Regions from separate parts of the Homo sapiens genome. Here region 1 is linked to region 2. The links are chromatin contacts, found by Hi-C or POLR2A ChIA-PET in ENCODE. All regions are on one chromosome and are shown on one strand. Each heading gives the region's core, a stretch centred on a gene start or an enhancer-like site at or near the end of the contact. The rest is flanking DNA. Distances are from core to core; before and after follow the strand shown. Region 1 overlaps VIPR2 (vasoactive intestinal peptide receptor 2). Region 2 overlaps VIPR2 (vasoactive intestinal peptide receptor 2).

Region 1 (4,298 bases), core at 846-3,345, 39 kb before region 2:
GGCCTCTCTCTGCCCCTCCCTGGCCTCTCTGCCCCTCCCTGGCCTCTCTCTGCCCCTCCCTGGTCTCTCTGTACCTCCCTGATCTCTCTGCAGGTTGCCACCTCAGTCATTTCCTGTCCTTCCACATCTGCCCCATGTGTCTCAGGAGTGAGAAGTCAGAAAGGATAAAGAACCTGTGAGGGAATCTGCACTTCATAGAATGACTTTCTGACTTAGTTTGTGGAGTTTTATTTCAGCATCTTCTTTGGATTGGTAAACACTGATCTCCCGTAGGAAGGAGAAAAGGCTGCACCTCGCAGAGGATGAGTGACAGGCTCAGCTCCCACCGAGGTCCTGGCTTCCAGGCTCAGGATAGGGGCCTGCAGGTGCCCTGCTCAGGTGAGAGCCAGGCTGTCAGGTGTGGCGCTTGGCCCATCGCTCACCAGTGTGACTTTGGGCAAGTGACACGACTTCCTCAGCCTTGGCCGTCTCATCTCTGAGATTAATTGGAGAGCTGCCTCCTGTGGTGTCAGGATTAACTGGGTTGATGCAAGCACAGAGCCCGGCATTCCTGAGGGCTCAGTGAGTCGTAGTGGCCACTACCACATGACTAGTATTATTATAATAACTATTATGAGTGCTGTTCCTGAGTCTGTGATGGGCACATTATTTATCTTTGTGGACCTGTCTCCTTGTCTGCACAATGGGGCCGTGGGACCAGGTCTCTAGGAGGCTTGCCTGCTTTAGGGCTCTGTTTTGCCTCTACCGTGTATGGGGTCTCTGCAGCTAAGAGGCCCCCAGACCCTGCTGGGGCTCCCTGTGTGAGGTGTGGGCCTTGTAGTCAGAGCCCCTGATTGGTGATGGTGTCGGGGTGCCAGTGGGCAGGGCCAGCCCTGAGGCCTTGCTGAGACCAGTCTCCCACCCCACTCCTCCCCAGTACAGCCAGAGCCTGGCCCGGCCCTCTCTCTGCCTCTCATCACTGCAGGACAAGAATCATGCACGCACCCCACTCAAACTACTGAGTCTTCAAAGCCTTGTTTTCCCCTTCTGTAAAATGGGAACAGCAGCGCCCACCAAGTCTGTCTTGCAGGGTTGTCTTGAAATTAAAAAGTCACGGGAGTGAAAATATTTGCTAAATCCAAAGCCCCAGACCCTTCCAGTCACCCAGGCAGGGAGACAGGGGCTCCGCTCTGGCTGTGCCAGGAGTGCATGGAGGGGTCCGGCCTCCTGGGCTCTGCTGTGGGGGTGACCCTAACACCATGCAGCCATGCTCGGGGCAAGGCTGGCACGGCGTTCAGTGCCTGGTTTTATTCTTACGGCTCGGACACCTTCGAGAGCTTTATCACTTACTGTTCTGTGTGGCCATCTGCTAAGGACACACACAAATACAAGGAACATTGAATTTCTGAGCTTACATATGATTTTAGTTCCGTAGGCGCAAAAGATGAGATTGTAAGGGAACAACTGCCTTGGTTTCCTACAATTAAACTGTAATTCCGCCATCCTTTCTTCCAACACCAGTGGCCAAATGGAGCCTGCCCTACTGGGTCACGGTTGGTGATGAGGGCCTGGCCAGGAGGAGGGAAGGTGCTGTCAGGAACTGGGGCAGGCCAGGCACCAGGTCACCGTTGGTGGTGAGGGCCTGGCCAGGAGGAGGGAGGATACTGTCAGGAACTGGGGCAGGCCGGGCACCCGGTCACCATCGGTGGCAAGGGTGCTGGCTGGGAGGAGAGAGGGTGCTGTCAGGAACTGGGTGGGGCACCCAGTCACCGTCGGTGGTGAGGGCCTGGCTGGAAGGAGGGAGGGTGCTGTCAGGAGGAGGGAGGGTGTTGCTGGGAGGAGGGAGGGTGCTGTCGGGAGGAGGGAGAGTGCTGCCAGGAACTGGAGCAGGTGGGGTACCCGGTCACCATCGGTGGTGAGGGCCTGGCTGGGAGGAGGGAGGGCATTGCTGGGAGGAGGGAGGGTGCTGCCAGGAGGAGGTAGGGTGCTGTCAGGAACTGGACTGGGCACCTGGTCACCATCAGTGGCAAGGGTGCTGGCCAGGAGGAGGGAGGGTGCTGTCGGGAACTGGAGCAGGCGGGACACCTGGTCACTGTCGTGCTGTTGGGAACTGGAGCAGTGGGGCATCTGGTCACCGTCAGTGGCGAGGGTGCTGGCCGGGAGGAGGGAGGGTGCTGCCCAGAACTGGAGCAGGCGGGGTACCCGGTCACTGTCGGTGGTGAGGGCCTGGCCGGGAGGAGGGAGGGTGCTGTCAGGAACTGGGGCAGGCTGGGCTCCTGGCTCCAGGATGGCCAGGGCTTGGCTATAAATATCACTTATGGTGGCAGAACCTAAGAGTCTGTTAAGAATTTTCATTCTGCCCCAAAAGAACTACACTTACAGTTGCGGTAATTATGACTTATGACACAGTGCGTTCACTCACATCTCAGGACCCACCGGCCCCGAGAGGTGACCTGCTGTCCAGGTCACATGGACTAGGAGGGCAAGGAAGGTTTTTTGAGTGGCAGTCCTGTCTCCTAGCTGACCCCTGGGTGTGGGAAGCATTTTAATAGAGCACGGGCTCAGCACGGACTAAGGTCCCTTCTAAGGCCAGTTTTCATGGACTTGCAGATAAAATATCTGAACTTCACTTTCCAGGAAACATAAGCAAAAACTGTACGAGTGACGGATGGTCAGAGACGTTCCCAGATTTCGTCGATGCCTGTGGCTACAGCGACCCGGAGGATGAGAGCAAGGTAGGCTCCTGCGTGGTGCTACGGTGGTGAGGTTCCACTTCCTAACACTGCACCAGAAGCCCCCTCCTGCCCTGCAAGAATTATGTAGATTTTTCCCCTAAATAATCCTCTGAGTACCAATGCTACTTTCTGCTTTCCAAGTTAAGCGAAGTCCCTGTTTCCGTTCTGCTGCTGGCACTTGGGATTGTTTGATTGTTCCGTCATTTTGCAGGCAGGGAAAGGCCGGTTTTCTTGACCTGCTGTGTATGTGTCTGGGAGATGGTGAGGAGAACCTGAGAGTGGCCCCGCCTGCCCGAAAGTTACTTTTCAGATGAGTCCTGGAGAGCATGCCCTTTCTGCATTTGGATTTCTTGTCCCATTTAAGATTTTGCCACATTCTGGGGCATTGAGAAGTCAGCGCCATGGTTTCCTGAGCCCTGAGCCTGCAGCAGGAGATGTGATCACAATTAGGGTGTCTTTTCAACTAAGAGACCCAGCTTGTCCTCCGCCAAGAGGTGTCTGGGAGCAGGGGTCCCAGGATGAGTTGGGGACCCCCCAATCCGGGCTGCACAAACTTGCTGCAGTGATCTGGAGCTCTTGGGTGTTATGTCCACTGTGAACCCTTCTGCAGGGCTGTGATCTTTCAGTAATGAGGATGTTTCTCCCGAGTGTGGGATGTGTGGCCTTAAGCTCTGCTCTGGTCCATCCGTGCAAACTTCCCCAGCTCTGCCTCAGACAGCTGCTTCTCCTGAGGGCTCACTCTGTGCTACGTCTGCCTGTGGTTTATCACCAGACAGACCTCCATCCTTGCCGGCAGCCCTGGCAGCACCGTGTGGGTGGCGGGCACCATAGCAACCTGCAGCCAGAGGTGTGTGCAGAGTGTGCTCCCTGCACAGGGCAAGGCAGGAGGCAGGGGATACATTGGAGGCTGCTCTAAGGAGCCCTGGGAAGTATCGCGCTCCCCACATGCAAATGTTCTCCTACAAGCCCACAGCATTCCGGGCAAAACCATCAGCTTGTGGGCCGATCACCTCCTGCCCTGACCCTGCTCCGCCTGCCCCTCCTGGAGGTGTGGCTTCTGCCCTCTGGGCCCCCAGGGGATGGTGGCAATGCTGCCTGGCTGCCTCTTGGGAGAATGAGCCCAACTTTCTTACAGAGGCCTCCTTTGCTCACTTCTCTAAGATTCACAACTCTAAGCCAGTTCTTTCTCCGCCAAATTATTAAACCCTAGGAAAGGAAGTATCTTATACAGTAACCAATATCCCAACGATTGGAAGGTAAAACTCCTGACCCATGGTATATGGGTCATTATCACACTGCTGATAAAGACGTATCTGAGATTGGGTAATTTATAAGAAACAGAGCTTTGATGGACTCACAGTTCCGTGTGGCTGAGGAGGCCTCAAAATCATGGCAGAAGGTGCAAGGCACATCCTACATGGCAGCAGGTGAAAGAGAGAATCAGAGTCAAGCGAAAAGGGAAACCCCTTATCAAACCATCAGATCTCGTGAGACCCATTCACTATCACAGGAACAGTCGGAACCGCCTCATCGGATCTTCTGAGACCCGTTCACTATCACAGGAACAGTTGGAACCGCCTCGTC
Region 2 (4,139 bases), core at 138-2,637:
CTTGCACCACAAAGATGCAGGGAGTGGAAGCAATTCAGACAAATCTGCTTGGTCCACCAAGCCATCCCAGAGCAGAGGCTGTCCAACTAGGCCAAGTGGCCTCCCAGAATGCCATGGAAGGGTTCAGGAGCAATTATCCTGGAATCCACGGGATGGTGCCCTGAATCCCACAGAATGCTGCAGGAGCAGGCATCCTGGAATCCCACAGATGGTGCGGGAACAGGCATCCTGGAATCCCATGGACGCTGCAGGATCAGGCATCCTGGAATCCCTTGGACGCTGCAGGAGCAGGCATCCTAGAATCCCACGGATGGTGTGGGAACAGGCATCCTGGAATCCCACAGACGTTGTGGAAGCAGGCATCCTGGAATCCACGGACGCCGCGGGAGCAGGCATCCTGGAATCCCACGGACAGTGAAGGAACAGGCATCCTGGAATCCCACCGACGGTGTGGAAGCAGGCATCCTGCAATCCCATGGACGGTGCGGGAGCAGGCATCCTGGAATCCCACGGACAGTGTGGGAGCAGGCATCCTGGAATCCCATGGACAACGTGGGATCAGGCATCCTGGAATCCCACGGACGCTGCAGGAACAGGCATCCTGGAATCCCGCGGACGCTGCGGAGCAGGCATCGTGGAATCCCATGGACAGTGCGGGAGCAGGCCCCTAAAGGAAAACCTACCCCAGCAGCCCTCTTTTAATCTCTAACACATGTTGGGTTAAATGAATTTGCTTCACCTGCGTTTTCTGTCTCAGGGGAGGTCAAACCTCACAGCTCTGTGCTCTGTGTGGCTTCTTTCATTCCCTAAACGCAATGTGTGGGTCAGCCCTGAGCACTCTGTAGTGGACACTGTGGTCGAGAACGTAACTACACGTGGGCCACGGGCCACAGAAAACCAGGGTACTTTCTGGGCGGAGGGTTTCTGAGACCGGAGGAGCAAAGCACTTTCAATAACTGTGTCCCTGATGTCTTCTCGTTTCCTGTGCGATCTCAAGTTCTAAAACCTTAGTGTTGAAAAATTTTCCTGGTCAATCTGATGGTCTTTTTATGGGGATTTGAGTTCATAAAAAATGTTATTGTACATGCAAGGAACAGTGTGTCGATTCAGGGTTCAAACAGGACACTGCTGGCACACGCCAAGGATAAAACTGAAAAGAGCTTAAACGCAGAGAATCCTTACAGAGGTCTGGGCAGTCACGGAGCCCTGTGAGAACTGTGCAGCCTCCACTCTCCAGCCACGGGAAGCCGGAACCCTGGCCAGAGGGGCAGGGAAGGGACCCGAGACACCAGGGCTTGACGTATTTGAGCAGCCACGGAGGGCCAGAGCCTGGGGTGGCCGCCCTCCTGCCCCCGTCTCCTGCGGGCTCCTCCTGTAGCAGCCACTGCAGGGGAGGGGAGGGAGGGAGATGGGCGGGCAGAGGGAACAGCAGCATGACGCTGTCCAAGGCTTTCTAAATCCAGGGGTTGAGATCCTAGAACAACTCAGAAACACAGACACATCCAGACACTTCTCTCTCAGCTCTCAGATCTTCCACTCCCCAGGGATCAAGCCTTTAGGAGAGCCAAGAAAGCCTTAGTCCAGGAGGAATCGTGTGGGGTTCCAACACCGTGTTGTGATTTCCGCCCTCCCAGCTTTCAGAGAGCGGTGCAGTGGGCCCGCCATGGCTCCAAGTCCCACGGAGTTCCCACCGCCTGCTTCTGGAAGGTGGGCAGGTTCTCGGTAGAGGTGGCGATGCAGAGTCTACGTGGGGAACATCAGGCCCCTGCAAAGCTGAGACAGGAGCTTCCTCCACACTTCATCAAAGCCTGTCTTGCCAGGCATGGAACCCCGGGCCTCTAGGCGAGGCCTCTGCAGGGACTGAAGGAGGGAGGGTCGGTGCCCCAGCACACAGCTGTGCACAGGCGGCCCCGGGTCATGTGGTGCCAGAGCTGGGGCGAAGGCCGGGCCAGCAGACGGCCCTGGATGCGCCTCAGGACTGGACGCTGACCTGGCAGGACTCAGTCAGCACCGACTGCTCGGCCTCGAGAGAGCAGCCTGGCCGGCCTCTGTGCCACTGCACCCAGGACCCAAACCCAGGCCCTGTACTCCTGCTGCTGACAACCTCGAAGCCCCACCCGACAGCGGGTGGCTGCTGCCACCTTCAGCCCAGCACCCAGCTGGCCGCCCCGACTTGAGACCACAGTTCTGGTCTCGTCCATTTTCACCCCGCCATCATCCTCACTCACAACGAACCCGGACACTGCTGCCTCAGGAGCCGCCAATTCCACTCCGTCTCCATCCCTTCCTGCATCTCTCCCCGCCACGGTCCCGTCCCGGAGGGTTCTGCACAGAGGGGCAGCCGGGGGTCCTCTGTGGACCCGCTCGAGCCCACGGGGCCCAGGTGCAGGGTCGCCTCAGCCAGGCCCCAGTGGCTCCGGGGCAGGGGACCGGGGCTCCCGTGAAATGCGGGAAGAAGGAGCCCTCCTGGCCCGGCGCGTGGGGCCGCCCCTCTCCCACCCCAGCAGCCGCATCGCCTCCTTTCTGCTCCCTCCGCGCCCACCCACGCCGGGCGCGGCTTCCCCATCCAGAATCACATGAGAGGCGTTTTTGTCATTGAATTTCTTGGTGAACGCCCCAGGCCTCAGTGCTGCCTGAGCCTGAGGAAGTCTCAGGGGACGCCTCTGGCCTAGACCTTCCTCTTGAACCCCAGCCCGGTGTGAGCACCGGGTGCTCCACGACCCCCGGACCCCGCCAGGCCCCCCAGATCCAACCAGGACCCCACATCCCTCCAGGAACCCCAGATCCCCCCAGGACCCCCAGACCCCACCAGGACCCCCGGAACCCACCAGGCCCCCCAGACCCCACCAGGACCCCCGGACCCCACCAGGACCCCCGGACCCCACCAGGACCCCCAGACCCCACCTGGACTCCCAGACCCCGCCAGGTCCCCCAGATCCCGCCAGGCCCTCCGACCCGCCAGGAACCCCAGATCCCCCCAAGACCCCTGGACCCCACTGAGAGGTGACAGCATGCTGGCAGCCCTCGCTCGCTCTTGGCGCCTCCTCTGCCTCGGTGCCCACTCTGGCCGCGCTTGAGGAGCGCTTCAGCCCGCCGCTGCACTGTGGGAGCCCGTTTCTGGGATGGCCAAAGCCAGAGCCGGCTCCCTCAGCTTGCAGGGAGGTGTGGAGGGAGAGGCGCGGGCGGGAACCGGGGCTGTGCGCGGCCCTTGCGGGCCAGCGCAAGTTCGTGGGCTCGGTAGGCCCCGCACTTGGAGCGGCCGGCCGGCGCTGCCGGCCCCGGGCAGTGAGGGGCTTAGCACCCGGGCCAGCAGCTGTGGAGGGTGCACCGGGTTCCCCCAGCAGTGCCGGCCTGCTGGCAGTGTGCTCGAATTCTCGCGGGGCCTCAGCTGCCTCCCCGCAGGGCAGGGCTCGGGACCTGCAGCCCACCATGCCCGAGTCTCCCCCCACCCCGCCGTGGACTCCTGCACCGTCTAGCCTCCCTTACAAGTGCCGCCCCCTGCTCCGCGGCACCTGGTCCCATGGACCACCCAAGGGCTGCGGGCACGCAGCGCAAAACTGGGGGCAGCTCCGCCTGCGGCCCGGTGCAGGATACACTAGGTGAAGCCAGCTGGGCTCCTGAGTCCAGTGGGGACGTGGGGAACCTTTATGTCTAGCTAAGAGATTGTAAATACACCAGTCAACACCCTGTGTCTAGCTCAAGATTTGTAAATGCACCAATCAGTGTTCTGTGTCTAGCTAATCTAGTGTTGACTTGGAGAACTTTTGTGTCTGGCTCAGGGATTGTAAACGCACCAATCAGTACCCTGTCAAAACGGACCAATCAGCTCTCAGTAAAACAGACCAATCAGCTCTCTGTAAAATGGACCAATCAGTAGGATGAGGGTGGGGCCAGATAAGGGAATAAAAGCAGGCGGCCGGAGCCTGTAGAGACAATTCACTGGGTCTCCTTATGTGCTGTGGCAGTCGTGTTCTTTTGCCCTTTGTAATAAATCTTGCTGCAGTAAATCTTGCTGCTGCTTGTTCTTTGGGTCAGCACTGCGCTTATGAGCTGTAATACTCACTAGGAATGTCTGCGGCTTCACTCCTAAGACCAGCGAGACCACAAACCCACCGGGAGGAATAAGTAACTCTGGGCGG

The links. A loop is a pair of places that touch in the nucleus more often than their neighbours do. ChIA-PET counts read pairs that join two places held with the same protein, here RNA polymerase II (POLR2A). Pooled maps may share reads with other maps.
Region 1: a map of breast epithelium shows a loop between it and region 2 (23-fold over the local background). The contact joins two enhancer-like sites. A Hi-C loop is called at or near these places in 4 of 168 maps with a recorded cell type or tissue (ascending aorta, breast epithelium, psoas muscle and 1 more), 1 of 37 single-sample maps with no recorded cell type and 6 of 50 pooled maps. POLR2A ChIA-PET finds 5 or more read pairs at or near these places in 3 of 52 experiments (A673, MCF 10A and naive thymus-derived CD4-positive, alpha-beta T cell).

Annotation. Positions count from the first base shown.
Region 1 is chr7:159,102,173-159,106,470 of GRCh38, reverse strand. It overlaps VIPR2 (vasoactive intestinal peptide receptor 2), which reads left to right. Exons shown (of 13, transcript NM_003382.5): 4 at 2,617-2,714. Among named protein-coding and RNA genes, the nearest start is that of VIPR2, 41 kb to the left of the region's middle. Within about 2 kb of position 2,095, at least 6 of the 41 ENCODE cell types and tissues checked have a DNase peak (open chromatin) inside an H3K27ac peak, as active enhancers do.
Region 2 is chr7:159,062,544-159,066,682 of GRCh38, reverse strand. The region is part of intron 4 of VIPR2 (vasoactive intestinal peptide receptor 2); the gene reads left to right. Among named protein-coding and RNA genes, the nearest start is that of LINC00689, 56 kb to the right of the region's middle. Within about 2 kb of position 1,387, at least 4 of the 41 ENCODE cell types and tissues checked have a DNase peak (open chromatin) inside an H3K27ac peak, as active enhancers do.